2 separate regions of the Homo sapiens genome follow, and region 1 is linked to region 2. A link is an interaction called in ENCODE POLR2A ChIA-PET data of the cell type or tissue named here. Cell type or tissue: Panc1. All regions are shown on one strand. Each heading gives the region's core, and the rest is flanking DNA. Links, peaks and the distances in the headings are about the cores only.

The links. ChIA-PET counts read pairs that join two places held together with the same protein. Peaks named below come from ENCODE experiments on the same cell type or tissue, not always from the same donor. Only the 100,000 strongest peaks of a DNase experiment are listed, where the experiment ranks them.
Region 1: POLR2A ChIA-PET joins it to region 2 with 11 read pairs; 11 of 35 experiments call an interaction of 5 or more read pairs at or near these places.

The regions. Positions count from the first base shown.
Region 1 is chr2:85,502,742-85,518,320 of GRCh38, forward strand. No RefSeq gene overlaps it. Among named protein-coding and RNA genes, the nearest start is that of PARTICL, 28 kb to the right of the region's middle. RefSeq lists a silencer at 10,607-10,786. In Panc1, for the core only: no CTCF peak of the experiment used is centred there; no DNase peak of the experiment used is centred there; H3K27ac peaks cover 2,427 bases.
Region 2 is chr2:85,563,591-85,579,169 of GRCh38, forward strand. It overlaps VAMP8 (vesicle associated membrane protein 8), which reads left to right and starts at 13,996. Exons shown (of 3, transcript NM_003761.5): 1 at 13,996-14,059; 2 at 15,419-15,577. The coding sequence starts at 14,057. It also overlaps the pseudogene RN7SL126P. RefSeq lists enhancers at 3,284-3,802, 13,848-14,127, 14,888-15,027, 15,288-15,427. In Panc1, for the core only: no CTCF peak of the experiment used is centred there; no DNase peak of the experiment used is centred there.

The DNA.
Region 1 (15,579 bases), core at 7,308-9,807, 54 kb before region 2:
TTTTTTTGGCTCATGCTGATAATTATCTGTTTTTGCACTCACATACATGCTGCCAACGTTCATGAGCATACAACTTCCTGTGCGCATTAAATACTTTACCACTTATTGCCCCAACTGATCCTCCCAACAAACCCCCTGATGCAGCCAGGGAAGCTTCACTATCCCCATTGAGCAGTAGCAGAAGCCAACACTTTGAGAGGACACGTGTCTGACCCAAAGGCCCACAGGGAGTAGGCTAAGTAGTCAGGACTTGGGACAAGGCCTTCTCACTCTAGCTCAGGACTCTTCCTGCTAATATCCCAGGCTGCCTCCACAGCATGTGTGAGTTAATGCACACACACACACTCACACTCACACTAATACACCCACCCCTAAACACACACATAATAGATTCAATATCTCTGAAGGAAGGGTTCATGCCTTATCAATTTCCTGCTACAGATAAACTACCTGGCAGCTGAAATATAATAAATGATTGTGGAATTGAGTTGACATTGACTGCTACACTGCACCCCCTTGGGGGACTAACAGGGAGCACACAGATGAGGACCACAGCCAGAGCCAGAGCCAGAGTCCAAGTCCATCTTGACAACTCAGAGAAGACTTTGGCCCTTGCTTCTGGCTCTGTCCACGCCCTTCGTAGCACCCACGGAGCAGAGGGGCCTGGTCACAGGGAGAGGCTGAGATGCCCAGAGAAATGGATCTGGCCACCTGAGCTGAGGCTTCTCTGAAGGTGAGTCTTCACCGACCCCGCCCTAGTAGTGGTGAATCGCGTGTCCTGCCCTGTTCTCTGCTGCCCCTGAGCAGTGTCTGAACCAGGGGCGCCTTTTAACGCCACAGATTCTGCCTCAGGGCGTGGAACACCTTCTTCTAGAGGGGCGCGTGAGAACTCTGGTAGGCAGGAGCTTGCTCTGAAACTACTGTGCTAGTCAACCAATTGCCTCAGCTGGCCACCCAGGGCCTGGCATCCACACTGGTCCCTGGCAAGCCGTTCTGCACAGAGGTTTTCACACACGTGGGTACGGAGCACTGGCAGGAAGTACGAGACATTAGAAATTAGAAGCCCAAGCTAATAACACAGATCACCATCGGGGCTTCACTTTTTGCCAGCCACTTCTACGTAAATATATCTGGTTCTACCCTTCACTCAGCCAAGGCATGGGCGCTACTGGCCTCTGACTCAGCGCTCTTCATTGGCCTCAGCTGTTAAACTTGCTCCCTTCTGATATTTTGCAGATGCTAAGCACTCAACTGGTTTGTTGTGGCTTTGCATCGTGCTCTTTCTCATAATCCTGAGATGAGAGGCCACTATGTCCTCTGGGTCTGCGGGACTTCTGGGGCAAGGGTGCGGGGCAGGCCCAGCACAGGTGTCCAGGGAGCTGCCCACACTGCCGCTGTGTGCTCTTGGGAGTCCTGTTGGCTGTTCCATTCTCCTCTCTGCCCACAGAGGTCACAGTGCCCTTGCGAGTAAGCAGGAGAAGGCAGAGTCATGAATTAGCAACTGGAAAGGATAAATGCCAAAGGCCTTGCTATGAAATCGAGGACCCCGCACCAGCTGCCCCGAGGTCCCTCTGGCTCATTTCCTCCTGTTCTCTCCTCACGTCACTCCTCATTTTTCCTGGAACATGCCAGGCCCACTCCTGCCCCAGGGCCTTTGCATCACATGCCATCCAGATAACCTGGTGCTCCCTTCCGGATTCCTGCTTAGCTTTTTGTTCTAATGTCTTTTTTCTTTTTATTTTTTATTTTTATTTTTTTGAATCGTGGTCTTGCTTTGTCACCCAAGCGAGGCTGCAGTGGTGTGATCATGGCTCACTGTGGCTTTGAATTCCTGACCTCAAGTGATCCTCCAGCCTTAGCCTACCAAAAGCTGGGATTACAGGCATATGCCACGGTGCCCAGCCCTAATGTTACTTACTCATTGAGGCCTTCCTTAGCTGCTGTCTCTACAATTGCAAGCCCCCACCCCTCCCCACCCCCCACCATCTGCTTTTTCCTTGGTGCCTCTCACCGTCTATCTTATCTCGTTAATGTTTGGTCTCCCCACCTCAGTGTTTTCATCTGTTTGCCTGCTGCTGCATCACCAGCACTGCAACAGTGCCTGACACATAGCATGTGCTCAGTGATATCTGTTATATGCATGAATGAGTGGGGCTGGACTGTGAGCTGATGAGGTTCTTGCCATGGCTAACTCCAGGCAGTCATGTCATTTGGCCCAGTTCCACTCCCTTCTGGGCCTGACTCAATTCATCTGGGTAATGAGGAGGGCACAGGAGCTGCTGCGTAAGCTGCCCTCCAGCAGTAATAATTGATGAGTCCAGGCAGTATCCACTTACCACGCCAAAGAGGTCCAAGCAGCAGGCAACAGGGGAAGGGAGGCAGGAAGCAGCTGCCAGGATGACTAATTGGGATCTCATGTCATTGGCTCCACGTGCCAATCCTTACAGACCTCAGCAAAGCTCAGGACTATTAGCTCCTGAGACTCATGCAGTCTCCTGGTCTGACCTGTCCCTCAGTGACACTCGAAAAATAACTCAGCCAGGCGTGATGGCACACGTCTCTATTTCCAGTTACTTGGGAGGCTGAGGTGGGAAGATCACTTATGCCCAGGAGGTTGAGGCTGCAGTGAGCCCTGATCACTCTGCTGCATTCCAGCCTGGGCAACAGAGCAAGATTCTGACTCAAAAAAAAGAAGAAAAAGAAAGAAAAAGAAAAAATAACTAATAACTTCATCTTACAGTGGTGACACGGAGACCTGGAGCAGGAATACAGAGATGTGCCAAACTTTGTACAGAAATTTTGCAAAACTAGATTCAGCTCTCATTCCACAAATACCAGGACCTCCCCTGCACCAGGCACTGTTCTAGGCAAGGACAGAGCAATGAAGAGGGGAAGCTCCTCACCTGTGTTTCCTCGTGAGGCCTGAAGCGCCTGCTTTCCCTTCCACCTCCTGCTCTCCAGCCTCTTAAGTCCCCTCACTCTGTGGTCAATCTAATTGGATAGAACCCTTTCATCTCAAAACCAAAACAACAGCGACCCATGCACACTCCTAGTAGACCAATGGGACTGTAGCACTGATTTCACCATATGCCCCTCCTGCATCCCAGGGACGTCAACTCTGCACTTCAGTCCAGCTTTCAGGAAACTCCAAATCTCTCCCCCATTCCCACCTCTTCCTGTCTATGGTCCCACTGTGAGCCGATAGAGTTCTCACCACGGCTGACACCAGGCAGCCATGTGGTTGGGGCCAGTCCCATTCCCTTCTGGGCCTGATTCAGTTCATCTGGCTAATGAGGAGGGCACATGAGCCTTCTGTGCCTGTTGGGCCGGCTGCCTCAGTGACCACTGCCAATTGTGTGTTCCCCTTATTCAGCACCTTCATACCTTCTTCCGGTTTTGCCCATCTGAGCTGAATCAATTCCTCCATCTTCACAGGGAGGTAGCCTTCTCTCAGTCCCCAAACCCTTGATAAGGGAACGCACCACCACCTCGCAGGCCTGCCTGACTTGAGTGCATCACAGTTCTCCACCTAATTATTTGTTGTCCCGGATTGTTTCATGTATGTATGTCTGATCTCTCCATAAGACTGTAAACTTACTGAGGGCAGAGATGACGCTTACCTTTCCATATCCTACATGCTTTAGCCTGGTGCCTACTCACTGGGCAATCCATCAGTGATGAGTTTACCTGGATTTACTAATTCGTGATATTTACAAAGAATACATTTGGGAAAATGTGTATTTGTTTACAGATGTTAAAAGGAAAACGTAAAATACAAGATTGTATGTACAGCTTGATAATCACAGTGTCAATTACGTGTTCATATGGGTAAAACTGGAAGGCAATTGGTAAAAATAAAGAGTAGTGTGAGGGCTGTTAGATTATGAGTGATTTGTTTAAATAATCTGTGAATATTGTTACTGCACTGTTTATGCATTTGAAAAGCCTTTTTTTTTTATCCTAACCAGTAGACCACCAGGGATAAAATGATTTTTAAAAATACATAGAGGGCTTTAAGAGTCATTGAAACATTCCACTCTTGGATGTAAGCTCATTAAGTCTTTCTTAGTCAGCAACTACTAGGGAATGGGAACAGGGTGGGTGGGGGGCTTGGCAGTCTTTTAGAGACTTTACTCACGGAATATTTATACACAAATAGCTGAGCAAAGGAGGAAAACTTCTCAAAGTTGATTTTTTTGCCTGCAAACGTTAATTCCGTGGGGAAAGGACAGAAAGATAAACAGTTTAAAATAACCAAATGAAATCATGTGAGCTTGTAAAGATTTTTTTTCTCTCTCTCTCAACAAGGATGGGATGTCCATGAAGTCCTCTCGGAGCTTCCCGGATTTTTTGTGCTCTGAAGCTCCAGCAGTGGGGAGCGGGGCTGAGAGAGGGAGATGGGTGATGTGGCGCCCATCCCTCCAGGCAAGGACTGCCCTGGCACAGCTTTCCTCTTGATTCCCTAACCGCTCTTTACATGTTTATTTTATCTCTATCAGACTATGGGCTCTCACAGATGAAGACCATACTCTTCCTGCAAAACACTCGGTCCCACAGCACATGTAATATCTAAGAGGAACCTGAGAGGTCACTGGTCTAATCCCCTCATCAGACAAAAGAGGACCAGACTCAGAGAGAGAGGCACGTGCCATAGCGACACAGCCAGTTTCTTTGGAGGCCTGGTCTCAGCTCTGGACTGCTCAAGCCTATCCTTGACAGTGGCACTGCTCAGCCTGGACATTTAGAGTGTCCTTCTGATACAAATGTATTGAGTCTCTGCCCCTGAGCTAGAAAGATGGCAAAACAAAGATAAGAAAAGGCCAAAAAACCAAGCTCCCTAACATTAAGGATATTATAATTCAGAGGGAAAGATAGGGCACTCTCACAGACAACTAGAATACAAGCAGAAAGTGAGGATGAGTTGCAAGAGGCATACACCTAGTTGGGAAAGAGCCTGCTGGGGAGATGGACCAAAAAGGGCTCCACTGGGATTAAGCCAGCCCTTGAATGGGGATCAAAATAATGCAAATGAAGTCAGAGGCACTGAATCAGTTCATTTATTTAACAAACACTGACTACCATGTGCCAAACAAGGATCTAGATACTCAGGAAACACATCTCTACTAGCCTCATGGAGCTTACATTCAAAGAAGGGTAGGGGACAGGCACTAAACAAAATATATAAGTAAAAGTAGGTTAGATAGGCTGGTGGGAATGTAAAATGATGCAGCCATTATGGAAAGCAGTATGGTGGTTCCTCAAAAAATTAAACATAAAATTACCACTTGATCCACCAATTCCACTTCTGGGTATATACACAAAAGAATTGGCCGGGTGCAGTGGCTCATACTTGTAATCCCAGCACTTTGGGAGTCCGCGGCGGGCGGATCAGGAGGTCCGGAGTTCAAGACCAGCCTGACCAACATGGTGAAACCCCATCTCTACTAAAAATACAAAAATTAGCTGAGCGTGGTGGCGCACGCCTGTAGTCCCAGCTACTTGGGAGGCTGAGGCAGGAGAATCGCTTGAACCTGGGAGGCGGAGGTTGCAGTGAGCTGAGATCTTACCCCGGCACTCCAGCCTGGACAACAGAGCGAGATTCCATCTCAAAAAAAAAAGAATTGAAAGCAGGGACTCAAAGAGATATTTGTATACTCATGTTCATAGCAGTATTATTCACAATAGCCAAAAAGTGGAAGCAACTCAAATGTCCTTTGACAGATGAATGGATAAACAAACTATGGCATATACAGACCATGCAATATTATTCAGTCTTTTTTTTTTTTTTTTTTTTTTTGAGATGGGGTTTTGCTCTTGTTGCCCAGGCTGGAGTGCAATGGCGCAATCTCGGCTCACTGCAACCTCCGGCTCCCAGGTTCAAGCAATTCTCCTGTCTTAGCCTCCAGAGTAGCTGGGATTACAGGCGTGCACCACCACGCCCAGCTAATTTTGTATTTTTAGTAGAGGTGGGGTTTCACCATGTTAGTCAGGGTGGTTCAAACTCCTGACCTCAGGTGATCCACCCGCCTGGGCCTCCCAAAGTGCTGAGATTACAGGCGTGAGCCACCACGCCTGGCTAGTCAATCTTAAAAAAGGAACAGAATTCTGGCTGGACATGGTGACTCATGCCTGTAATCCCAGCACTTTGGGAGGCTGAGGCGGGTGGATCACCTGAGGTCAGGAGTTCAAGACCAGCCTGGTCAACATAGTGAAACCCTGTCTGTACTAAAAATACAAAAATTAGCCACGTGTGGTAGCATGCACCTGTAGTCCCAGCTACTCAGGAGGCTGAGAAAGGACAATTGCTTGAACCTGGGAGGCGGAGGTTGCAGTGAGCCGAGAGATTGCGCTACTGCATTCCAGAATGGGTGACAGAGTGAGACTCCACCTTAAAAAAAAAAAAAAAAAAAGGAATGAAATTCTGACACAAGCTACCACATGGATAAACCCTCAAAGACACTGTGCTAAGTGAAATAAACCAGACATAAAAGGACAAAGATTGGCCAGGCTTGGTGGCTGGCCGGGCGCAGTGGCTCATGCCTGTAATCCCAGCACTTTGGGAGGCTGAGGCGGGCAGATCGCCTGAGGTCAGGAGTTCGAGACCAGCCTGGCTAACATGGTGAAACCTCGTCTCTACAAAAATTAGCAAGGTGTGGTGGCAGGTGCCTGTGATACCAGCTACTTGGGAGGCTGAGGCAGGAGAATCGCTTGAACCCAAGAGGCGGAGGTTGCAGTGACCCAAGATCGCACCACTGCACTCCAACCTGGGCGACAGAGCAAGAATCCATCTCAAAAAAAAAAAAAAAAAAAGAGAGAGAGAGAAAGATCCTAGTGTTACAGTTACATGAGGCACCTAGTGTAGTCAAATTCATAGAGACAGAAAGTAGAATGGTGGTTACCAAGGGCTGGGGGGAGTGGGGAATGGGGAGGTAGCGTTCAAAGAGTATAGAGCTTCAACAGTTGAGGAAGATGCAAAAGGTCTGGAGATGGATAGTGGTGATGGTTGCACAACAATGTGAATGTAATTAATGCCACCGAACTGAAAACTTACAAACTATTAAAATGGTAATTTTTGTGTGGTGTATATTTTACCACAGTGAAATAAGTAAATAAAATAATAGGGAAGGGAGTAGGTTAGATGGTTTAAGTGTTACAGGAAAAAAATGAATAAATCAGGGAAGAGGGATGGGGTACCGGAGTGAAGCATCAATGTTAAACAGGGCATCCAGGGTGGCCAGGGAAAGTCTCACTGAGAAAGCAGCATATGAATAAAGATCTGAAGGAGGTGAGGGAGTGAGCCATATACGGCAATCTGGGGGAAGAGTGGTCCAAACAGAGGAATCAGCAAGTGCAAAATTCCTGAGGCAGGAATGGCAATAGGGCCACTGTGCTAGAGCCATTTTCTTTATTTTATTTTATTTATTTATTTATTTATTTATTTATTTATTTATTTATTTATTTTTGAGACGGAGTCTCGCACTGTAGCCCAGGCTGGAGGGCAGTAGCAGGATCTCGGCTCACTGCAAGCTCCGCCTCCCGGGTTCACCCCATTCTCCTGCCTCAGCCTCCGAAGCAGCTGGGACTACAGGCGCCCGCCGCCACGCTCGGCTAACTTTTTTGTATTTTTAGTAGAGACAGGGTTTCCCCATGTTACCAGGATGGTCTCGATCTCCTGACCTTGTGATCCGCCCACCTCGGCTTCCCAGGGTGCTGGGATTACAGGCGTGAGCCACCGCGCCAGGCCATTTTATTTTATTTTATTTTATTTTATTTTATTTTATTTTATTTTATTTTATTTTATTTTTTAGATGAAGTCTTGCTCTATCGCCAGGCTAGAGTGCAGTGGTGTGATCTCGGCTCACTGCAACCTCCGCCTCCCGGGTTCAAGCGATTCTCCTGCCTCAGCCTCCCGAGTAGCTGGGATTACAAGCATGTGTCACCATGCATGGCTAATTTTGTATTTTTAGTAGAGACAGGGTTTCTCTAGGTTGGTCTTGTCTCAAACTCCTGACCTCAGGTGATCCACCCACCTCGGCCTCCCAAAGTGCTGGGATTACAGCACTTCACCATGTTGGCCAGGATGGTCTCGATCTCTCGACCTCGTGATCCGCCCACCTCGGCCTCCCAAAGTGCTGGGATTACAGGCGTGAGCCACCACGCCCGGCCAACTCTGTGCCTCTTTGATCAATTCCAGTGGTACCAGGTAAACTGCTTATGAGTGAAATTTAGAAAAACCTCCCCCAGCAGTGGGGGAAAATGCACAGTGCATAAGGCCTTATTTGGGTGAGGAGTTGGGGGAGTGAATGTATTAACCTTGTAGTGAAGTCACCTTAGATTCTAGTAGTTATGCTTCTTTCAGGAATATGACCACTCAGACCATAAAAGCTGGATGTGACCATGGTTTCATTTCTTTGGAAATGATTCTGCCAGAACAGGAACTGAGAATTTTTTCTCTGTGACCTCTGGGTGAGTTTGTGTTCCATGAGAACATTGGGCTTTGCATTTCTCAGTACACTGCTCTCATAGCTCTTGGGTTTGGAAGAGGTCACTGTCATCAAACTTTTTATGACTTTAGCCCTCAGAGAACCAAGGATAAAGGTGAATAAAGAACGCATCCAAGGTAGAAAGCTCCAACACCCCCGAGATGTTTACTTTCTATAAAACCTGGAGTCTCATGCCAGAGGGATTATATAAAAATAAAGCCAGGGTAGCCAAGTGCAAACCGTAGAGTTATCAACAGTGCTGTGAGATGAAGTCTTTTGTTCAAGGTCCTTTAATTGCCAGATGCAAAAGATAGTAAAATGGATTCTTTTATTCTTGAAACTTTGCCAGCCTCGTGGCTAATGCCCACTACAGCTGCATTAAAGGCTCTGAGGATCTCTGCCAAGATGTGATGATGGCCAAGAACCAGTGATGACTTCAGGGGACCTTTCTCAACCTGCCAGCCCTGCCATCTTGGCCTAGCCCACAGGCCACTGCCTGACCCAGTCTGATTTATAGCTCCCATGGGATCGCTGTCAAAAAAGGATCCTATGGGATCCTTCCATAGAGGCTAATATTCACAGAACGCTTTAGAAAACGAGCTTAAAGTTTAATGTTGAGGGATGTTGTGGGCCAAAGGGTGGTCCTGAAGGGAACTTCTCTGAAATTCTGTGCTAGGAGCTAGGACTCAGGCACAGTGTTATGTGTCTCAGGCACAGTGTTATGGAAAGAGCATAGGATCAAGGGACAAGAAGTCCGAGATCAGTTTTTTTTTTCAGCTTTATTTCAGTATAACTGGCAAATAACAACTGTACATATTTAAGGTGTACAACTTAACGGTTTTTTTTTTTTGGAGGGGGTGGGGTTGTTTTTTTTTTTTTTCTTTTATTTTGTTTTGAGACAGAGTTTTGCTCTTGTTGCCCAGGCTGGAGTGCAATGGCGCGATCTTGGCTCACTGCAACGTCTGCCTCCCGGATTCCACCAATTCTTGTGCCTCAGCCTCCCGAATAGCTGGGATTACAGGCGCCTGCCACCACACCCGGCTAATTTTTGTATTTTTAGTAGAGATGGGGTTTCACCACATTGGCCAGGTTGGTCTCAAACTCCTGACCTCAGGTGATCCACCCACCTCTGCCTCCCAAAGTGCTGGGATTACAGGCATAAGCCACTGTGCCCAGCCCCTGTTTTTCATTTTTTTAGAGACAGGGCCTCTCTCTGCTGCCCAGGCTGACTGCAGTGGCACAATCTCGGTTACACTGCAAACTCCACCTCCCAGGCTCAAGTGATCCTCCTGCCTCAGCCTCCCAAGTAGCTGGGACTATAGGTGCATGCCCCACACCTGGCTATTTTTTGATTTTTTGTAGAGATGAGGTCTTACTATGTTGCCCAGGCTGGTCTCGAAATCCTAGGCTCAAGTGATCCTCCCACCTCAGCCTTGAAAAGTGCTGGGATTGCAGGCATCAACCATCATGCTGGTCCAACTTAATGTTTTGATATAGGTATACATTATGAAACAATCACAATCAAGACCATTAACATATTCATCACCTCACATAATTATCTATTCATTATTATCATATTATTATTATTATTTTGAGACCGAGTCTTCCTCTGTCACCCATGCTGGAGTGCAGTAGCATGATCTTGGCTCACTGCAGCCTCTATCCCCGGGTTCAAGTGATTCTTGTGCCTCAGCCTCCCAAGTAGCTAGGATGACATGCATGTGCCACCATGCCTGGCTAATTTTTGTATTTTTAGTAGAGTCGAGCTTTCGCTATGTTGCCTAGGCTGGTCTCGAACACCTGGCCTCAAGTGATCCGCCTGCCTCGGCCTTTCAAATTGTTGAGATTACAGGCATGAGCCACCATGCCTGACCTATTATTTTTTATTTTGTTTTGTTTTGCTTTGTTAGAGTCTCACTCTGTCGCCCAGGATGGGGTAAAGTGGTATGATCTCAGCTCACTGTAACCTCTGCCTCCCGGGTTCAAGTGATTCTCCAGCCTTGGTTTCCCAAGTAGCTGGGACTACAGGCGTGCACCACCATGCCCAGCTAATTTTTGTATTTTTTAGTAGAGACGGGGTTTCACTATACGTTGGCCAGGCTGGCCTCGAACTCCTGACCTCAGGTGATCCACCTGCCTCGGCCTCCCAAAGTGCTGGGATTACAGGCATGAGCCACCACGCCCGGCCCTACTATTATTTTTTTAAAGGAAGTCTGAGGTTTACTCATGGATTCACCTCTGTGCTGGATATCTTCTGTTGCCTACTCCATCCGGGAGCCACTCCCTACTCTCTCTCTTCAGTGCCCAGGAGACTGACCTGTGTAGAAACCTCAGCAGGCTCCCTTGCCCTCTGGCTTCCAATAAGGCCAACGAGGGTCTCCTTTAGGGGATCAGAAGGAGGGAGGACAGAGGGGTTGGGTGTTAATTATCCTGAGTTCTTAGACCTAGGAGGTCTCTGTGCACTGACACTGCAGGCCTCTCCAGTTCTGGTGACCTGGCCCTCCTTCCTCCCTCCATGGCAAGCCTATGTAGCTCCCCACAACAACACACTGTCCCTGTGGCTTCCCTGCACCCTGCCCCTATTTTTGTAAAGAGTTCCTTTATTAGGTTCTGCTGAAATTACCCAACTGGAGTGTGCCCTCTGTTTCTTGCCAAGACCCTGACCAATGCAGCCACCAATGAGTCCAGTGACCCTGGTCACACCACTTAGGCCCCGTGGCTTTGGTTTCTTCATCTTTATTTATTTTTAATTTTTTTATTTTTTAAAATTTTATTTTTATTTTTATTATTTTTGGGTTTTTTTGAGATGGAGTCTCGCTCTGTGACCCAGGCTGGAGTGCAGTGGCAAGATCTCGGCTCACTGCAACCTCCACCCTCCAGGTTCAAGTGATTCTCTGGCCTCAGCCTCCCCAGTAGCTGGGATTACAGGCACCTGCCACCATGCCCGGCTAATTTTTGTATTTTTAGTAGAGACGGGGTTTCACCATGTAGGCCAGGCTGCTCTTGAACTCCTGACCTCAAGTGATCTGCCCACCTTGGCCTCCCAAAGTGCTGGGATTACAGGCATGAGCCACCGTGCCCAGCCTAAAATGCCAGTTCTTACACACTTGCTTCACGGGGCTTTCATAAGGATTATAATAGATATAAAGCACTAAACAAACATAATCTTTAAAAAAAAAAACATAATGTGCTTTCTAAGTTTCACAATTCCAGAATGCGTAAAAATAACAAGTTGTCTTTTATATCAAGATGCTGCTGCCAATACGCAACTGCTCAAATATGAACTCTGAGCAGTTTTTCTAAAATTCACGATGGTTTTTATTGAGTACGCAAAAGGCTAAACTAGATTTCACTCTGATAAACATAATGATATTACGTGACCCAATAATATTAAATCCTAAAATCTATCCCAAACCCAGGCAGATAAGACAGCTAAGATAAAAACATTTTTAATATGTTGTACCCAACAGGGTAGTAATGATTTGTATTTTATTAGAAAAACTCTAAATAAAGACATTAGTATATTTTTCATTTTAGAAAAACAAAAACAGCTTTGTTATCACCATTGGCTACCAAGATATGGTGCTGGAAAAAATATATTGCTAGATTTAAAAGATAGGTCCCCACTTTAAGTGCAAGTTTTGATGCATTCTGTGTGACCTTAAGCAAAGCATTTAATCCTTCTAATGTTTTTTATCAGGTCTGTATTCAGGTGAGAGTCTCTCACTTAAATATTAGATCAAAGTGAAAGTCCTTTGTAACTGAAATTGGGCTATTTGTAATTGATCCCCCAAGGCTTCTTTAAATACTGTCATCTCTGATTATTCGTATCTGATTAAGATATGGAGAGGAGGCACTGAGGGCTGCCCTGATTTGAGATTCACAGGGGAATGGCCCTAAGTCTTTGAGGAAGACAGTGAGGGGACCAGGCAGAGGGCCAGAAGTCCCAATTGAATTGACCTAGCAATTTTTTTTTTTTTAAGAACCGAGTCTCACTCTGTCATCTAGACTGGAGTGCAGTGGCGAGATCTTCGCTCACTGCAACCTCCGCCTCTTGGGTTCAAGCGATTCTCCTGCCTCATCCTCCTGAGTAGCTGAGACTACTGGTGTGCGCTACCACACCCAGCTAATTTTTGTATTTTTCGTAGAGATGAGGTTTCACCATGTTGGCCAGGCTGGTCTCGAACTCCTGACCTCAGGTGATCCGCTCACCTCGACCTCCCAAAGTGCTGGGATTATAGGCATGAGCCACCCTGACCTAGCTTTTAAGAGGTTTCAGCCATGCTATGTTGGCTACGGTCCAGACACAGAAGTGAGCTCAGGGGCGAGTAAGACAAAGGTCTTGCCTTCAAGGACTTTACTCTATAGCTAGGGAGCTCGGTGTAACATGAGGAAAATTAGTGCAGTTCACACAAAAAGCTTTTCAGGATGCAAGGGAGAGGCTGAGCCTCAAGTGGAGCCTGGGTCCGAGACAGGACATGGCACCTGTGCAGGGGGAAGGCTGGTTGTGGGGTGGGGCAAATGACCCTAGGAAGTTAGGACTGGGTGGGCTGCCCAGGTCTTCAAAGTCAAGCTTGATAAAGTTTGCATTCAATGCATTAAGAAATAGAAGACTACTGTGCATTTTTTAGCAAAACAATACCAAGGTAAGACCAGGCAAGTTTGCTCAGCCTGTAATCCCAGCACTTTGGGAGACTGAGGCGGGGGGTGGATCACCTGAGGTCAGGAGTTCGAGACCAGACTGGCCAACATGGTGAAACCCCATCTCTACTAAAAATACAAAAATTAGCTGGGTGTGGTGGTGTGCGCCTGTAGTCCCAGCTACTCAGGAGGCTGAGGCAGGAGAATCGCTCGAATCCAGGAGGCAGAGGTTGCAGTGGCCTGAAATAGTGCCACTGCACTCCAGCCTGGGCGACAAAGCCAGTCTCTGTTTACAAAAAAAAAAAAAAAAAGGGCGGTGGGGGGCGGAATAGGTTTTGCAGAGATAGGCAGGATGAAGGGGCAAGAATATAGGGGAAAAAAATAACACGAAGCAGATTTTTTTTCACTCCTTTAAAGACAACTAGATACTTGCGGTGTAGCCCAGGATGGGTGGTTTTACTCCTCTCACAGAAAAGTCCTTCCCACAATAATATTTGTTCTCCCTTTATCATATTTTTTTAAAACAAAGGTGTAAAATCAAGCAATGCTCTCCCTTTAAACATCGTTTATCTACCCTTCAGAGCAAGAAGCTTGTGCTATTGTGAGGTGAGTGTCGTGGCACTACAGGTCCCAAATCATATGGGGACTCTGCTCAGCACCCTATGGATTCACAACCACAGATTCCCACTCCTCACACTCCAGCTACAAAAAAATATATTGTATAGACATATATATGTGTGTGTATGTGCATTTTTTAAAAAGCATTCGTGCTTATGCAATATTAACCCACTGGTATTTCAGAGATGGTGACAGAGGTCCCATCTGGCACCCTTAGTTTCTTTGGGAATCAGCATTCCTTTATCAACTCACCCTGCAGACTTGGTTTAGCAGCAGAAACCTATCCGGCTCTCCCAGGCACCGGCTTTGGCCCTTCCTGCACAGCCTCGGAAGTGCCTGGATCACCTCCATCAGCAGCTATCGACCTCTGTCTGAAGTCCAAGTTGTTTGCTTACCTTTCCTGGGCTGAGTCATTAAAGGAAATGTATTAGTTTACTTTTTCAACTTCTCTATTCTCTAGAATTTAGCTTCCTTATTTTACACACGAAAGGATAAAGGAGTTATACTGGATATTTTGTAGCAGATTGGGGGTGGGGGGGCGAGGGTCGGGGGAGACAGAAGGAGGGCCTAATCTGCAATAGAAAAAGAGAGAATGATTCTTGTATTAATGTTTGTTTTTCATTTATTTATTTTTCCTGCATGATCATGTTCACCATCATGTCCTGAAAGGCAACACCTACAGGCAAAGAAGATGTGGAAGGGCCTGCACCACCTGATCGCCATCATCCCTGCCCTCTGGGGCCTGGCAATCCAGTTGGGCAGCCTGCACAGAATGACCTGTATTTTCTGGGCCAGGACAGAAGTCAAGAGGAAGGGGAGATGCACAAAGGCCAAGGTAGTCAGAGAAGGTTTAGATGAGAAGAGGCCCTGAAAGGTGGTTGGGACCTGGAAACAGCAGAGTGGTGGGTTCTGGGCAGGGAGATGCCCAAAGTGCAGCTGTGGCAGGGCATGATGGCTCACGCCTGTAATCCCAGCACTTTGGGAGGCTGAGATGGGTGGATAACCTGAGGTCAGGAGTTCAAGACCAGCCTGGCCAATATGGTAAAATCTTGTCACTACTAAAAATACAAAAATTAGCGGGGCATGCTGGCGCGTCCCTGTAATCTCAGCTACTCCGAAGGCTGAGGCAGAAGAATCGCTTGAATCCAGGAGGCGGAGGTTGCAGTGAGCCGAGATCATGCGGCTGCCCTCCAGCCTGGGCAACAGAGAGACTCCGTCTCAAAGAAAAAAAAAAAAAAAAAAGAAACAAAAAGAAAATGAAGCTGTGGAGGCCAAGACAGGCTGGATGTGTCTGAAGAACGTGGCATGTTGCGGGGCTGGGAGTGCAGAGAGGGGATGATAACCTGGGAAGGCAAAGCCTTGTCACAGAGCAGGCACTTGAAACCCATGGTCTTTCGCCAGCTGCAGGGGTCCTGAGCCCTGAAACTGTCCTTCAAATGGGGTGTGTTTGTGTAAGCTTCTGCAGAGATGGCCATAGGAGTCAAAGGAGTTTGGGGAGAGATTCATGTGCCTTGGCTAAATGATCTGAATTTTACTCTGTGGAAGCCAATGAGTTTGAGAGTGGAGAAGAAGCGAGGTATCATGAGAAAAACAGTTTTTAGATGTGGGTTTTGTTGTTGCTATTCTTTTAGTTTTTATTTTTATTTATTTATTTTTTTCTGAGATGGAGTCTTGCTCTATCAGCCGGGCTGGAGTGCAGTGGCGCGATCTCAGCTCACTCCAACCTCTGCCCCCAGGTTTAAGCAATTCTCCTGCCTCAGTCCCTGGAGCAGCTGGAACTACAGGCGCATGCCACAACGCCTGGCTAATTTTTGTATTTTTAGTAGAGACAGGGTTT
Region 2 (15,579 bases), core at 235-2,734:
GAGACCAGCTTGACCAATACGGTGAAACCCCGTCTTTACTAAAAATACAAAAATTAGCCGGGTGTGGTGGCACGTGCCTGTAATCCCACCTACTGGGGAGGCTGAGGCAGGAGAATCGGTTGAACCCGGGAGGCAGAGGTTGCAGTGATCCCAGATTGCGCCACTGTACTCCAGCCAGGGTGAAAGAGCAAGACTCCATCTCAAAAAAAAAAAAAAGCTTTCTAACTTCTACTACAAAGGAAAAAAAATGGCATGTTTCTGTAGTCTCAGCTATTCCCAGCTTTTCTGGAGGCTGAAGCAAGACAATCACTTTAGTTCAGGAGTTTAAGACTAGCCGGGGCAACATAATGGGATCCATCTCAAGGAAAAAAAAAAAAAGCTATCAAGCCATTAGAAAACATGGAGGAACCTTAAATTCATATTGCTAAGCGAAAGAAATCAATGTGGAAAGACTACAAACTATGATTCCATCCATATGACATATATATATGTATTTTTTTGAGTCAAGGTCTTGCTATGTTGCCCAAGATGGTCTTAAACTTCTGGTCTCAAGCAATCCTCCTGCTCAGCCTTCCAAAGTGCTGGGATTACAGGCATGAGGCAGTGCGTTTGGCCCCAACTGTATGATATTCTGAAAAGGCTAAACTATGGAGATAATAAAAAGATCAGTGACTGCCAGGGAAGTGGAGTTGGGGGGAGGAAGGGATGGTAGGTGGAGCACAGGGGAGTTTTACAGAAGTGAAACTATTTTGTATGATGTAATAGTGTCATGGTGGATACATGTCATACTTGTGTGTGGAAAAGAGTAAAGCCTAATGTAACTTATGGACTTAGTTAATTATAATGTATCAATATGGACTATGTTTTTTTGTTTGTTTGTTTTTTGAGACGGAGTTTCCCCCTTGTTGCCCAGGCTGGAGTGCAATGATGCGATCTCGGCTCACTGCAACCTCTGCCTCCCAGTTTCAAGCGATTCTCCTGCCTCAGCCTCCTGAGTAGCTGGGATTACAGGCACCCGCTTCCACGCCCAGCTAATTTTTTGTATTTTTAGTAGAGATGGGTTTTCACTATGTTGACCAGGCTGGTCTTGAACTCCTGACCTCAGGCGATCCACCCGCCTCGGCCTCCCAAAGTGCTGAGATTACAGGCATGAGCCACCGCGCCCGGCTGGGCTATGTTAATAATATACCAATACTGGCTCATCAGTTGTAACAAATGTACCACACTAATGCAAAAAGTTAATAATAGGAAAAATGGGGAGCCTGAAGGGGGATATGGGAACTCTCGGTACTTTCTTCTTCTTCTTTTTTTTTTTTTCTTTTCTTTTTTTTGAGACAGAGTCTCCCTCTGTCGCCTAGGCTGGAGGGGCAGTGTCACAATCTTGACTCACTGCAGCCTTGTCCTTCTGGGCTCAAGTGATCCTTCAACCTCAGCCTCCCAAGTAGCTGGACTACAGGCGTGCACCACTGTGCCTGGCTAATTTTTTTTATTTTTTGTAGAGACGGGGTTTCACCATCTTGCCCAGCCTGGTCTCAAACTCCTGAGCTCAAGTGATCCTCCCTCCTTGGCCTCCGACAGTGCTGGGATTAAAGGCTTGAGCCATTACTCCCAGCCTGGAATTCTCTGTACTTTCTGCTCAGTTTTTCTGTAAGGCTAAAATTGTCCCCCCAGAATAGTCTGTTAATTAATTAATTAATTTATTTATTTATTTTGAGATGGAGTCTCGCTGTGTCGCCAGGCTGGAGTGCAGTGGCACAATCGTGGCTCACTGCAACCTCCGCTTCCCATGTTCAAGTAATTCTGCTTCAGCCTCCTGAGTAGCTGGGACTACAGGCGCGCACCACCATGCCCAGCTAATTTTTGTATTTTTAGTAGAGACGGGGTTTCACCATGTTGGTCAGGATGGTCTTGAGCTCTTGACCTCGTGATCCGCCTGCCTCAGCCTCCCAAAGTGCTGGGATTACAGGCCTGAGCCACCTCGCCCGGCCTAGTCTGTTAATTTAAAAACAACCATAGACTGGGCACAGTGGCTCATGCCTGTAATCCCAGCACTTTGGGAGGCTGAGGAGGGAGGATTATTTGAGCTCAGGAATTCGAGACCAGCCTGTGCAACATGGTGAAACCCCATCTCTACAAAAAATTACAAAAAATACAAAAATTAGCCAGGCGCAGTGGCACACGCCTGGAGTCCCAGCTACTTAGGAGGCTGAGGTGGGAGGACCGCTTGAGCCCAGGAGGTTGAGGCTGCAGTGAGCTGTCACTGTGCCACTGCACTCCAGCCTGGGCAACAGAGCAAGACCCTGTCTCAAAGAAAGAAAGAGAGAGAGAGAAAGAGAAAGAAAGAAAAGAAAAAAATAGGCTGTAATTGACTTACTGCTTGTATTCTTCTTCATCAAAGAATGCAATTGGACACTATTTGCTTTTTTGGGTGTGTGCATCAAAGGGATACTTGAAAGTGAAAAGAATGAGAGAAAGTATTTTAAAACCATATCTGATGAGGGTCTAGTATCCAGAATATGTAAAGAACTCCTGCAACTCAACAATGAAAAAGACAACCCAAATAAAAATAGGCAGAGGGGCTGGGCACAGTGGCTCACGCCCATAATCCCAAAACTTTGGGAGGCCAAGGTGGGAGGATCGCTTGAGGTCAGGAGTTTGAGACCAGCCTGGATGACATGGTGAAACCCCATCTCTACAAAAAAATACAAAAAAGTAGCCGGGTGAGGTGTCCACCCCTAGCTAATTTTTTGTACAGATCTGGTTTCTCCATGTTGCCCAGGTTGGTCTCGAACTCCTGATCTCAAGCAATCCTCCTGCCCTGGCCTCCCAAAATGTTTGGATTATGGGCGTGAGCCACTGCACCAGGCCAAAGGTTAGTTTAATTGCACAAGTGCTTTTTCTTGACAAACCATGAGACAACTATTATATGCAGAAGTGCTATATGCATATTTCCCATTTCTTCACACAAAATATTAAAAAGACATGTACTGTAGGGTCAAGATTTAATACAATTAATAATTTGTACTGCTTCATCAGGGATACTCATTTTTTTTTTTTTTTTTTGAGACCGAGTCTCACTATGTCGCCCCACTAGAGTGCAGTGGCACGATCTTGGCTCACTGCAACCTGACTCCCTGGTTCAAGCGATTCTCCTGCCTCAGCCTCCTGAGTAGCTGGGATTACAGGCACGCACCCACCATGCCCAGCTAATTTTTGTGTTTTTAGTAGAGAAGGGGTTTCTCTATGTTGGTCAGGCTGGTCTCGAACTCGTGACCTCAGGTGATCCACCCGTGTTGGCCTCCCAAAGTGCTGGGATTACAGGTGTGAGCCACCACACCCAGCTTCATCAAGGACGTTCTTAATAGAAAGTGGCATTTTTAAAAATTGCAAGTGCATGGCATTGAGGAATGCAATGGCTACTACTACAATTTGGTGCCATGGTCTTCATTCCTGCTTAGTTGCCAGCACTTTTACCCACCATTGCTTTTGCATCATCAGTACAAATGCTAGCTGTTAAAAAGGTAAATATCTCAGTATTACTACAGTAATTTTGTCTTTGAAGACCCCAGGAGTTTCTAGGCCATCCACCGAGAACTATTGTCCTAAAGGAAAAGAATGGCAGAGGTAGACATATAAAAGGGACTATTGGTACCAGATGGATTTCTAGCAGGAGGAATCACCAGGCAAACTGTGTTCCTGCTATTGAGGATATAGCTCATTTCTAGGTTATTCTAACAGGCAAGGCAGGTCAAGTCACTTTTTTTTTTTTTTGAGACCAAGTCTCACTCTGTCACCCAGGCTGGAGTGCAGTGGTGCAATCTCAGCTCACTGCAACCTCTGTCTCCCGGGTTCAAGTGATTCTCCTGCCTCAGCCTCCCAAGTAGCTGGGATTACAGGCGCCTGCCACCACGCCTGTCTAAATTTTGTATTTTTAATAGAGATGGGGTTTCACCATATTGGCCAGGCTGGTCTCAAACTGCTGACCTCAAGTGATCCACCCGCCTTGGCCACCCAAAGTGCTGGGATTACAGGTGTGAGCCACCATGCCCAGACCCATCTTTCTTTCTTTTTAGAGACAGGGTCTCACTATGTTGCCCAGGCTGGAGTACAGTGGCTATTCACAGGTGTGATCCCACTACTGATCAGCGTGGGAGTTTTGACCTGCTCTGTTTCCTACCTGGGCCGGTTCACCACTCCTTAGGCAACCTGGTGGTTCCTTGCTCCCGGGAGGTCACCATAATAATGTTGAACTTAGTGCAGATACCCGATGGGCATAGCACACTATAGCCCAGAACTCCTAGGCTCTAGTGATCCTCCTGCCTCAGCCTCCCAAGTAGCTGAGACTACAGGCACCTGCCACCACACCTGGCTTTTTTTTTTTTTTTTTTTTTTGAGACAGGTTCTCACTCTGTCACCCAGGCTGAGTGGCATGATCACAGCTCACTGCAGCCTTGACATCCTGGGTTCAAGCGATCTCCTCGCCTCAGCCTCCTGAGGAGCTAGGACTAGGCGTGCACCCCCATACCCAGCTAATTTCTTATATTTTGGAGAGGCAGGGTCTCACTATGTTGCCCAAGCTGGTCTCAAACTCTTGAACACAAGTGATCCTCCCACCTTGGCCTCCCAAAGTGCTGGGATTATAGGCATGAGTCATTGCTCCCAGTCTGAGATGTATTTCTTAATCCACTGTCAAATACTGGCCCAAACAAATTCAGTTTGGCTTAGGAAATTTGTATCCACTCGTCTAGGACTGCTCAATATTAATGCTTCCAGTAAATTCAGCATTTATGGTCTGTTATGTGCTAAGGACTGAACAAGTTACAGAGAGGGGGAAATGACTCAATTGTAGCCTCTGTCTTCTAGGAGTTAAATGGTAAGGAAACATGATAATAATAAAATAATTTAGAAATAATAGGATAGTAATAACAGTAATAGAATGTAGAAAGTCATAAATACTATTAAATGAGTGCAATGGAAGCATTGAGGAAGAAATGAATTACACTAGAGAAATCAGGAAAGCTTTTTTTGAGACAGGGTCTCCCGGTCTCACTTGGGCTTTGAAGGATGAGTGCAGTTTTAAAAGGAGAGAGGGAAATCACGTTCTTTTCAAACTTTTTTTTAATTTAAAAAATATTTTGGCCAGACCCGGTGGCTCACACCTGTAATCCCAGCAGTTCAGGAGGCCAAGGCAGGTGGATCATCTGAGGTCAGGAGTTCAAGACCAGCCTGGCCAACATGGTGAAACGCCATCTCTACTAAAAATACAAAAATTAGCCAGGTATGGTTGTGCATGCCTGTAATTCCAGTTACTTGGAAGGCTGAGGCAGGAGAACTGCTTAAACCCAGGAGGTGGAGGTTGCATTGAGCTGAGATCGTGCCACTGCCCTGCAGCCTGGGTGATAGAGTGAGACTCCATCTCTAAAATAAAATAAGATAAAATAAAAAAAAAATAAAATCGGCCAGGCGCAGTGGCTCACGCCTGCAATCTCAGCACTTTGGGAGGTTGAGGCTGGCAGATCATGAGGTCAAGAGATTGAGACCATCCTGGCCAACATAATGAAACCCAGTCTCTACTAAAAAAATACAAAAATTAGCTGGGCGTGGTGGCAGGCACTTGTAGTTCCAGCTACTCGGGAGGCTGAGGCTGAAGAATCACTTAAACCCTGGAGGCGGAGGTTGCAGTGAGCCAAGATCGCGCCACTGCACTCCAGCCTGGCGACAGAACGAGACTCTGTTTCAAAAATAAAATAAAATAAAATAATAAATATTTTGTACAGATGGGGTCTCATTATGTTGGCCAGACTCATCTGGAACTCCTGGCCTCAAGGCATCCTCCTGCCTTGGCCTCCCAAAGTGATGTGATTACAGGCATTAGCCGCCTTGCCCAGCTGGAGATCAAAAGTTCTTAATAGTCTTGGGTGAACAAGAGTATTCTGTATAGGAAACATACAGCTAATAGCTGGGCGCAGTGGCTCACGCCTGTAATCCCAGCATTTAGGGAGGCCGAGGTGGGTGGATCACGAGGTCAGGAGTTTAAGACCAGCCTGGCCAAGATGGTGAAACCCCGTCTCTACCAAAAATACAAAAATCAGCCAGGCGTGGTGGCGGGCGCCTGTAATCCCAGCTACTTGGGAGGCTGAGGTAGAGAATTGCTTGAACCTGGGAGGTGGAGGTTGCAGGGAGCCGAGATTGTGCCACTGCACTCCAGCCTGGGCAACAGAGTGAGACTCCGTCTCAAAAAACAAAACAAAAAAAAAAAAGAAAAGAAAAGAAAAGAAAAATACAGCTAATAAATGAGCTTGCTAACTCAGTATCTCCAGGTTTTCCTTTCAGGACCAATATACAAAGATTTGTGATATTTAGCATTCATTTATCCATAAAATAGGTCAAACTTTAGGAAAGAAATTTCTCTATAAATCTTTTCCAACAAAAATCATCTTTCTCTGTACTGTGGAGAAAGCAGCTTTCTTTCAGACTTCTCAGTTCAATATCTGAAACCTTTAGTGAGTTGCCTACATGTCTAGGACATATGTCATATACTACAAAGGGTACCAAAGTGAGGACTCAGTCCCTGCCTGCCTTTATAGGACTTAAGAGTGTTGGAGGGGTCAAATATGTATGACAAAGTATGTGAAAGATTCTTTAAAAGAAATAAAATGTGATGGAGATCAGAACAGGAACAAGTTAGCTTCAGTGGGGAAATCTCTAAAGCTTCATGGAGGCTATGTCTTAAATGTGAATAGAATTGTCATAAGCAGTGATGAGTGAAGGCCTTAGGGAAAGATATAGAAGGTGGATGGTGTACGACGTTTGAGAAAGGACATGTAATTTGGTTGACTGGAGGGCTGGGAGGTGAATCTAATGGGAGAGAAGTTCAGAAAAGCAGGTTGAGAACAGTCTTGGAATGCCATGCTAAGAAGTTTGGGCTTTATCCTGGAGGCAGGGTGGAGCATACAATATGTGTTTCTGGAAGATAGCAATCAACCACAGAGGGGTAGATGGGAAAAGAAAGGTGAATTTAGAGGGGATTGGAATTGTCCAGGGAAGAGATCGTGCTGCTGGCATTAACCAGGAGGCAGGAGCTGGTGGACCAAGGAGGTGGTGGATATGAGAGGCACGACCAAGAATGAACCAATTGCCTGATTTTTGTGCCCTTGTAAAAAATTTTTTTAAAAAAGTATGAACTAAGGCTTGGTGACGACCTTGCATGTGAAGGATGCTTTGTGGTTCCTAGCTTGAGAAGCGGGTAGAATGGGAGTCCCACCCAGGAGGAGGAACATGGAGAAAAGATAAAGGGTTTGGTTTGGGTGTTGGAGGTGTCTGTGAACTGTCCAGGGCATTGGAGAGGCAGCATTGGTAGTTGAGGGAGAGGCCCGGGCTGGAGATAATAAATTTGGGGATTTTTCATAAATGGCTATTGAAGCCGTAGAGGCACTGCACTTCCCTATAGGGAGACCAGGGTTTTCTCAGCCTCAAAACAATTGCCATTTTGGTCCAGATTCTTTCTTGTGAGAGGGTGTCCTTTGCATTGTAGGATATTTTAGCAACATCCTTGGCCTCAACCCACCAGATACTAGTAGCACCCCTACCCCCAGCTATAACAACCAAAAATGTCTCCAGACATTGTGAAAAGACCCCTGAAAGGTAAAATAACCCCTCTGAGAAACACTGCTCTAAAACAGAGTGGTTCTCTTCAGAAGTCGGAAGAAAGATTGCCAACGGGCCGGGCATGGTGGCTCATGCCTGTAATCACAGCACTTTGGGAGGCCGAGGCGGGCGAATTGCAAGGTCAGGAGATCAAGACCATCCTGGCTAACACGGTGAAACCCTGTCTCTACTAAAAATACAAAAAATTAGTTGGGCGTGGTGGCACATGCCTGTAGTCCCAGCTGTTCAGGAGGCTGAGGCAGGAGAATCGCTTGAATTCGGGAGGTGGAGGTGGCAGTGAGCCGAGATAGTGCCACTGCCCTCCAGCCTGGGTGACAGAGCAAGACTCCATCTCAAAAAAAAAAAAAAAAGAAGAAAAGAAAAAGATGGCCAAGGGCAGAATCTCTGTGTTCTAGGGGCACATTCAGAGAGGAAGAGGGCACATTAGGAGACAGGTGGGATGGCCAGCAGCATAACAGGCTACAGAGAGAAGGTTTGGAGACAGAAATGAACCTTGGCAGTGGTGAGAACTTCATGATCCTTCAGGAATCAGGTTCAGTTGAGCCTCCTGAATGTACCTTTTCCTTGTTCTCCAGCTTTTTTCCTCTGAGATATAGGAGTAAACTGCCCACCTGGGGCATAAATCAGAAGACTGGGATATATGCCAAGGGTTATGTACCTGAAAGTTTGCTTGGTTGCCTTTTCAGGTGGTAATATTCCCTTTCTCTTAGTTTCTCATTCAGTTTTCTCCATTAGTGTCCTTTTTCTCTTTTCTTTCTTTCTTTCTTTCTTTTTTTTTTTTTTTGACGGGGTTTCGCTCTTGTTGCCCAGGCTGGAGTGCAATGGCACAATCTTGGCTCACCACAAACTTCACCTCCCCGGTTCAAGCGATTCTCCTGCCTCAGCCTCCCTAGTAGCTGGGATTAGAGGAATGTGCCACCACGCCCAGCTAATTTTTTGTTTTTAGTAGAGACAAGGTTTCACCATGTTGGCTAGGCTGGTCTTAAACTCCTGACCTCAGGTGATCCACTTGCCTTGGCCTCCCAAAGTGCTGGGATTACAGGTGTGAGCCCCTGTGCCCCGCCTTTTTTTTTTTTTTTTTTTTTTGAGATGGGGTCTGGCTCTGGCTCTGTGAACCAGGTTGGAGTGCAGTAGGGCACGATCTCAGCTCACTGCAGCCTCCGCCTCCAAGCCTCAAGCAATCCTCCCACCTCAGCCTCCCGAAGTAGCTGGGACTACAGGTGTGGTCACCATGCCTAGTTAATCTTTACATTTTCAGTAGAGACGGGGTTATGCGGTATTGGCCAGGCTGGTCTCTAACTCTTGGTCTCAAGTGATCCGCCCGCTGCAGCCTCCCAAAGTACTGGGATTACAGGCATGAACCACTGCACCCAGCCTATTCTTAATCCTATTTTGCAAATGAAGTGACTTGCCCAAAACTGCACAGCCAGGGGTAGTAGTGTAGAAGAGCAGGAGGTCAGATGTCACCCTAGTCTTTTTATCACACAGGGAATTGCTAGGAAGCTGGGGCTTTATCCTGGAGGCAGGGTGGAGCATATTTAAATATCTGTTTTGGGAAGATAGCAATCAGCCACAGAGGAGTAGATGAGAAAAGAAAGGTGAGTTTAGAGGGGATTGGAATTGTTCAGGGAAGAGATCATGCTGGCATTAACTAGGAGGAAGGGGCTGGCATTAACTAGGAGGAAGGGGCTGGCATGGAAAGGAGGAGGTGTATATGAGAGGCACAACCAAGAATAAACCAAGATTTGGCCCATTGCTTCTTGGGCTACAACTCCTATAACCAAGCAGTTCAGCAGTTTTTCCTTACAAAGTCACTTCACTGAATATATATATATATATTATGTTTGAGGCTGGGGCGGTGGCTTACACCTGTAATCCCAGTGATTTGGGAGGCCGAGGTGGGCAGATCACTTGAGGTCAGGAGTTCGAGACCAGCCTGCCCAACATAGTGAAACCTCGTCTCTACTAAAAATACAAAAATTAGCTGAGCATGGTGGCGCATGTGCCTGTATTCCCAGCTACTTGGGAGGCTGAGGCAGGAGAATCACTTGAACCCAGGAGGCAGAGGTTGCAGTGAGCCGAGATTGCGCCACTACACTCCAGCCTGGGCAACAAGAGCAAAACTCCTTCTCAAAAAACAGAAAAAGAAAAAAGAAAAAGACAGGGTCTCACTATGTTGCTCAGGCTAGTCTCGAAATCCCAGGCTCAAGCAATCCTCTCACCTCAGCCTCCCAAAGTGCTGGGATTACAGGTGTGAGCCACTGCACCTGGTCTACTGAATTTTTTGAGTGCTAAGCACAGATGATGAGGTAACTGAGGCTTAGAGTTGTTATGCAAGTTTGTCCCAGGTCATGTAAATATTAAGGTATGGATCAGCCACCATGCCCAGTGATAAGCCACATTACAATATGTATTTTAACATTTTTCACTAATCACATAATTTACATTTTTCTACTGGCCAAATTTTAAAAGTAAGAGAAACAGGGCTGGATGCAGTAGCTCATGCCTGTAATGCTAACACTTTAGGAGGCTGAGGCAGGAGGATCACTTGAAACCAGGAATTTGAGGTTACAATGAACTATGATTGTGACACTGTACTCCAGCCTGGGTGACAGTGAGACCCTGTCTCAAAAAAAATAAATAAATAAATAAAAATGAATTTTAAAAAATAAAGAAACAGGTGAAATTATTATTATTATTATTTTTTTTTTTTGGAGACAGTCTCACTCTGTTACTCAGGCTGGAGTGCAGTGGCGCCATCACGGCTCACTGCAACCTCTGCTTCCCAGGTTCAAGTGATTCTCTTGCCTCAGCCTCCCGAGTAGCTGGGATTACAGGCAAGCGCCACCACGTCCAGCTAATTTTTGTATTTTTAGTAGAGACGGAGTTTCACCATGTTGGCCAGGCTGGTCTCAATCTCCTGACCTCATGATCGGCCTGCCTCAGCCTCTCAAAGTGCTGGGATTATAGGTGTGAGCCACCATCCCCGGCTGAAATTAATTTTATTTATTTTATTAATCTTTTATTTAACTCAATATATCCAAACATTATTTCGCCACATAATCAATATATAAAATTATTATTATTATCATTATTAGTGACAGGGTCTATCTCTGTCTCCCAGGCTGGAGTGCAGTGGCACTATCATAGCTCACTGATGTCTCACACCCCTGGGCTCAAGTGATCCTTCTGTGCTAGCTCTCCAAGCAGCTAGGACTATGGACATGCACCACTATGCCTGGCTAATTTTATTTTATTATTTATTTATTATTGGTTTTTTTTTTTGAGATAGAGTCTCACTCTTGTTGCCCAGGCTGGAGTGCAATGGTGTGATATCGGCTCACTGCAGCCTCCACCTCCCGGGTTCAAGCAATTCTCCTGCCTCAGCCTCCCGAGTAGCTAGGATTACAGGCATGCGCCACCATGCCTGGCTAATTTTGTATTTTTAGTAAAGATGGGTTTTCTCCATGTTGGTCAAGAGCTGGTCTCGAACTCCCGACCTCAGGTGATCTGCCCATCTCGGCCTCTCAAAGTGCTGGGATTACAGGCGTGAGCCACGGTGCCCAGCCAATTTTATTTTTTTAATTTTACTTTATTTTTATTTTATTATTATTATTATTATTATTATTACTTGAGACAGAGTCTCACTCTGTCGCCCAGGCTGAATTGCAACGGTGTGATCTCGGCTTACTGCAACCTCCGCCTCCAAGGTTCAAGCGACTCTCCTGCCTCAGCCTTCCGAGTAGTTGGGAATACAGGTGCCCACCACCATGCCCAGCTAGTTTTTGTATTTTTAGTAGAGATGGGGTTTCGACATGTTGATCAGGCTGGTGTCAAACTTCTGACCTCAGGTGATCCACTGCCTCGGCCTCCCAAAGGGCTGGGATTACAGGCATGAGCCACTGTGTCCAACAGTTTTATTTTTTTATAGAGACAGTGTCTTGATATGTTGTTGCCCAGGCTTATATATAATATTTGCTGAGCATGGTGGGTTATGCCTATAATCCCAGCACTTTGGGAGGCTGAGGTGGGAGAATCACTTGAGGTTTGGAGTTTGAGACCAGTTTGGACAACACAGCAAGACACTGTCTCCAAAAAAAAAAAAAAATTAACTGGACATGGTGGCCCTTGCCTGTAGTCCCAGCTAACTGGGGAGGATGAGGTGAGAAGATTGCTTGAGCCCAGGAGTTCAAGGCTGCAGTGAGCTTGAACACACTGCACTGTACTCTAGCCTGGATGACAGAGTGGGACCCTGCCTCTAAAAAAAAAAAAAAAAAGCTACAGGGGTCCGAAGTTTGTTTAAAGCTTTTAAAAAGGCATTTGTGGCCGGGCGCGGTGGCTCACGCCTGTAATCCCAGCACTTTGGGAGGCCAAGGCGGGCGGATCACCTGAGAGGTCAGGAGTTCGAGACCACCCTGACTAACATGGTAAGACCCTGTCTCTACTAAAAATACAAAAAAATTAGCCGTGCCTGGTGGCATGCACCTGTAGTCCCAGCTACTAGGGAGGCTGAAGCAGGAAAATCGCTTGAACCTGGGAGGCAGAGGCTGCAGTGAGCCGAGATAGCGCCATTGCACTCCAACCTGGGCAACAAGAGAGAAACATCTCAAAAAAAAAAAAAATTATTTGTGTCTGGATGTGGTGGCTCACACCTATGATCCCAACACTTTGGGAAGCTGAGGAGGGAGGATTACTTGAGAACAGGAGTTTGAGACCAGCCTGGGCAACATGGTAAGACCCCCATCTCTACAAAAAGTTTTAAAATAAATTAGCCAGACATGGCGGTTCGCACCTGTAGTTTCAGTTACTGGGGAGGCTGAGGCAGGACGATCGCTGTAGCCCAGGAGTTCAAGGCTGCAGGGTGCTACGATCATGCCACTGGACTCTAGCCTGGGTGACAGAGGGAGACTATCTCAAGAAAACAAAACAAAATAAACAAACAAAAAAAGTGTTTGTTGGAGAAGCTGACATTTCCTCCTTGGAACTGATTTCTTCTGGAATGGGTCAAGAATGTTCGTTCCCTTCTGAATGTCCCTGTTATTGTTCTTCTGTCTTGATAAACACTGTCAAGGAAGATCAGATTTTCTCTGGCCTGGAGCCAGGTTAGTGGAAAAATCCTTTGCCTTGGGCCCCCTGCTCTGGTTCACTGGGGCAGTCCTCTGATCACTGACTGGGATCAATTACCTCTGCGGTAGCCCCTAAAGGGAAATGCAGAATTGCTGAACTCTGGAAGGGAAGGAGAGGTTTGGTGAGCCATCATTATAGACACTGTGCTAGTGGCATTGCACTGCACATGCTATCTTTTTGCTTCTTTTTTTTTTTTTTTTTTTGAGGCAGAGTCTTGCTCTTGTCACCCAGGCTGGAGTGCAATGGCATGATCTCAGCTCACTGCAATCTCTGTCTCCCGGGTTCAAGCAATTCTCCTGCCTCAGCCTCCTGAGTAGCTGGGATTATAGGCAACTGCCACCACGCCTGTTTATTATTTTGTATTTTTAGTAGAGACAGGGTTTCGCCATGTTGGCCAGGCTGGTCTTTAACTCCTGACCTTGTGATCTGCCCGCCTCGGCCTCCCAAAGTGCTGGGATTACAGGCGTGAGCCACCACGCCCGGCCTCTTTTTGCTTCTTACCAGCACCATCTGAGCTAAGCATCAGCACCTGCAAACTCCACAGAGGTGAAAAGTTTCCCTGAGGGGCCTGTAACTAGTAACCCAGAACTTTCTGAATCAGAGCCCAGGATCACAGTATTCCAGACTTCAGGGATTTTAGTGCTTTCTGCCACCCAGGGACCTGGGAACAAGTGTTATCCAGCAATACATTTTCATAACTGCATTTTGTTTCCCTGTGAGCTAGGCCTGGCATGGTTGATCTCAGTCTCTAGAAACTGGAGTCAGATATTCAAGACATTACAAGGAGATGGCTGGTGGGGCATCATGGCTCCTAGGACTTTGGGAGGTTGAGGTGGGAGGATCGCCTGAGCCCAGGAGTTTGAGACCAGCCTGGGCAACATGGTGAGAACTCGTCTCTATTTAAAAAAAAAAAAAAAAAAAAAAAGGCTGCCCTTTCTAGATCAGGAGGTCCAGCCTCTGGAAACCTCGGAGGGCTGCTTGATCTTTCTTTTCTAATTCCTGACAAGTTAGAAGACCTTTGGCTTCTGAGAACCCTATTACTTTAAGTTTAAGCTCTTGTTTGGGAAGCCACTGGGAGGACAGTGAAGAATGCCCGCCTACCTGGGGAAACCTGAGTTAGGTGTGGCTGGAGCGACTCGAGATGCGAGGTGGGCGGGGGCAGGCTGAAAGTTGGAGCAAGCAGGAAGTGAACTGAGGGCCACCCTGGGAGGAAGCCGACTAGGCGAATTCACTTACTGACCGGCCTGGGCTGCTCTGAGACATGGTGAGCCAACTGGGAACTAGGAAAGGGCTGGTTTAAAGAGGAGCCAGAGGGGGCTTGGGACTGGGGGTTGGCTGTGTCGGGGGAGGAGAGTTGGTGGCAAAGTTAGAGGGCTGGGCCAGTGCTGCTATGGCCTCTCTTCTTTGACAACTTGGCTGCAAATAGCTCTGAGCTGTCCTGGCAGGTGTTTCTACTCCTTCTCCCTCCCTCCCCTGACCTCTGTGCTGGTGGGGAGCTGGGCTTCCGTGCCAGCGCCGATGGGGGCTCCGAATTCCAGGCAAAGAGTTGTTGTGCCTTCCTCCTCCAGGGAGCCCGAGGCGGGTGTTGTGACACCACACCAGGCAGCGCCTGGGCAGTTCCCAGTTCAGATTCCAGCCCAGCGGCAGAAGCTCTCCTCTCCGGCCTTTCACTTTATCCCCACACAGAAACACAAAGGATTTGTGTGTCCACTGAGTCCTTTGGGTGTCCTTTCTCCATTAACATGGAGAAGAGAACTAAAGGTTTATAAGAGAACCAGAAGTTGGTTCTCTGTGATAATGTAGTTCTGACCCATGCCACTGGCCTATTTTTGGAGGTCAAGCGGGGAGGAGCTAAATACTATTTTTCTCTCCTTGTTCAAAAACCTTGTCATGAAGCCTCCGAGATGAGACATCAGCCAGGGAGGACTAGTCCTCCATTTCCCCCAACACCCAGGCGGGTATTTTTATTTAATATCTGCATAAGCAGGCGGTTGCTTGGTGCCTGCACGTGTCGCCCAGTGGTGGGGAAAGCAGAAGTGTGTGGCTCAACGGCTCCAGGCGCCTTCTGGGATACTTGGTTGCCTGTTGTTCTGGGTCACAGCAATGGCATTGCGGCCAGGGCCGTGCTCCGGCAGCTGGCTTAGAGGGACAGATGGGTGGGGCTGGGTGAGGGTGTTCTGCTGGCCAGCACAGACACTTTCAACCAGGGTCCCAAGAAATCAGGAAAGGGGGGTGGCTCTGGGAATTGTAAATAGTGGCGGGCTCTGCTCTGGAAGGGAACATTGTGAGATGCTGGCCCTGCTGTATTCTACGGCCCTCTCTAGGGAGCAAGGAAGCAGTGGGGAGGGATTTAGTGATGTGCTGCTTTTCCTTGTCAGGGGCCCTAATAACCCCAAAAGAAGTTTGATCTAGTCTGTTCAGCATCACATCTCACCTTCTGGGGCTTACAAATGCATTTATTTTTGATTACAGAAGTAATACATGAAAACATTCTCTTTGTAAACATTTCAAGCATTTTACAAAAAGCTTAAGTCTGCCTGAGGCCTTACCCTCCCCAGATCTCTGAGCCCAAGTCTCCAGTTCCCCCACCACTTGGTCTAATTAACCCCGTGTTGCCGCACAGGAGGAAGCCAGTGAAGGTGGAGGAAATGATCGTGTGCGGAACCTGCAAAGTGAGGTGGAGGGAGTTAAGAATATTATGACCCAGAATGTGGAGCGGATCCTGGCCCGGGGGGAAAACTTGGAACATCTCCGCAACAAGACAGAGGATCTGGAAGCCACAGT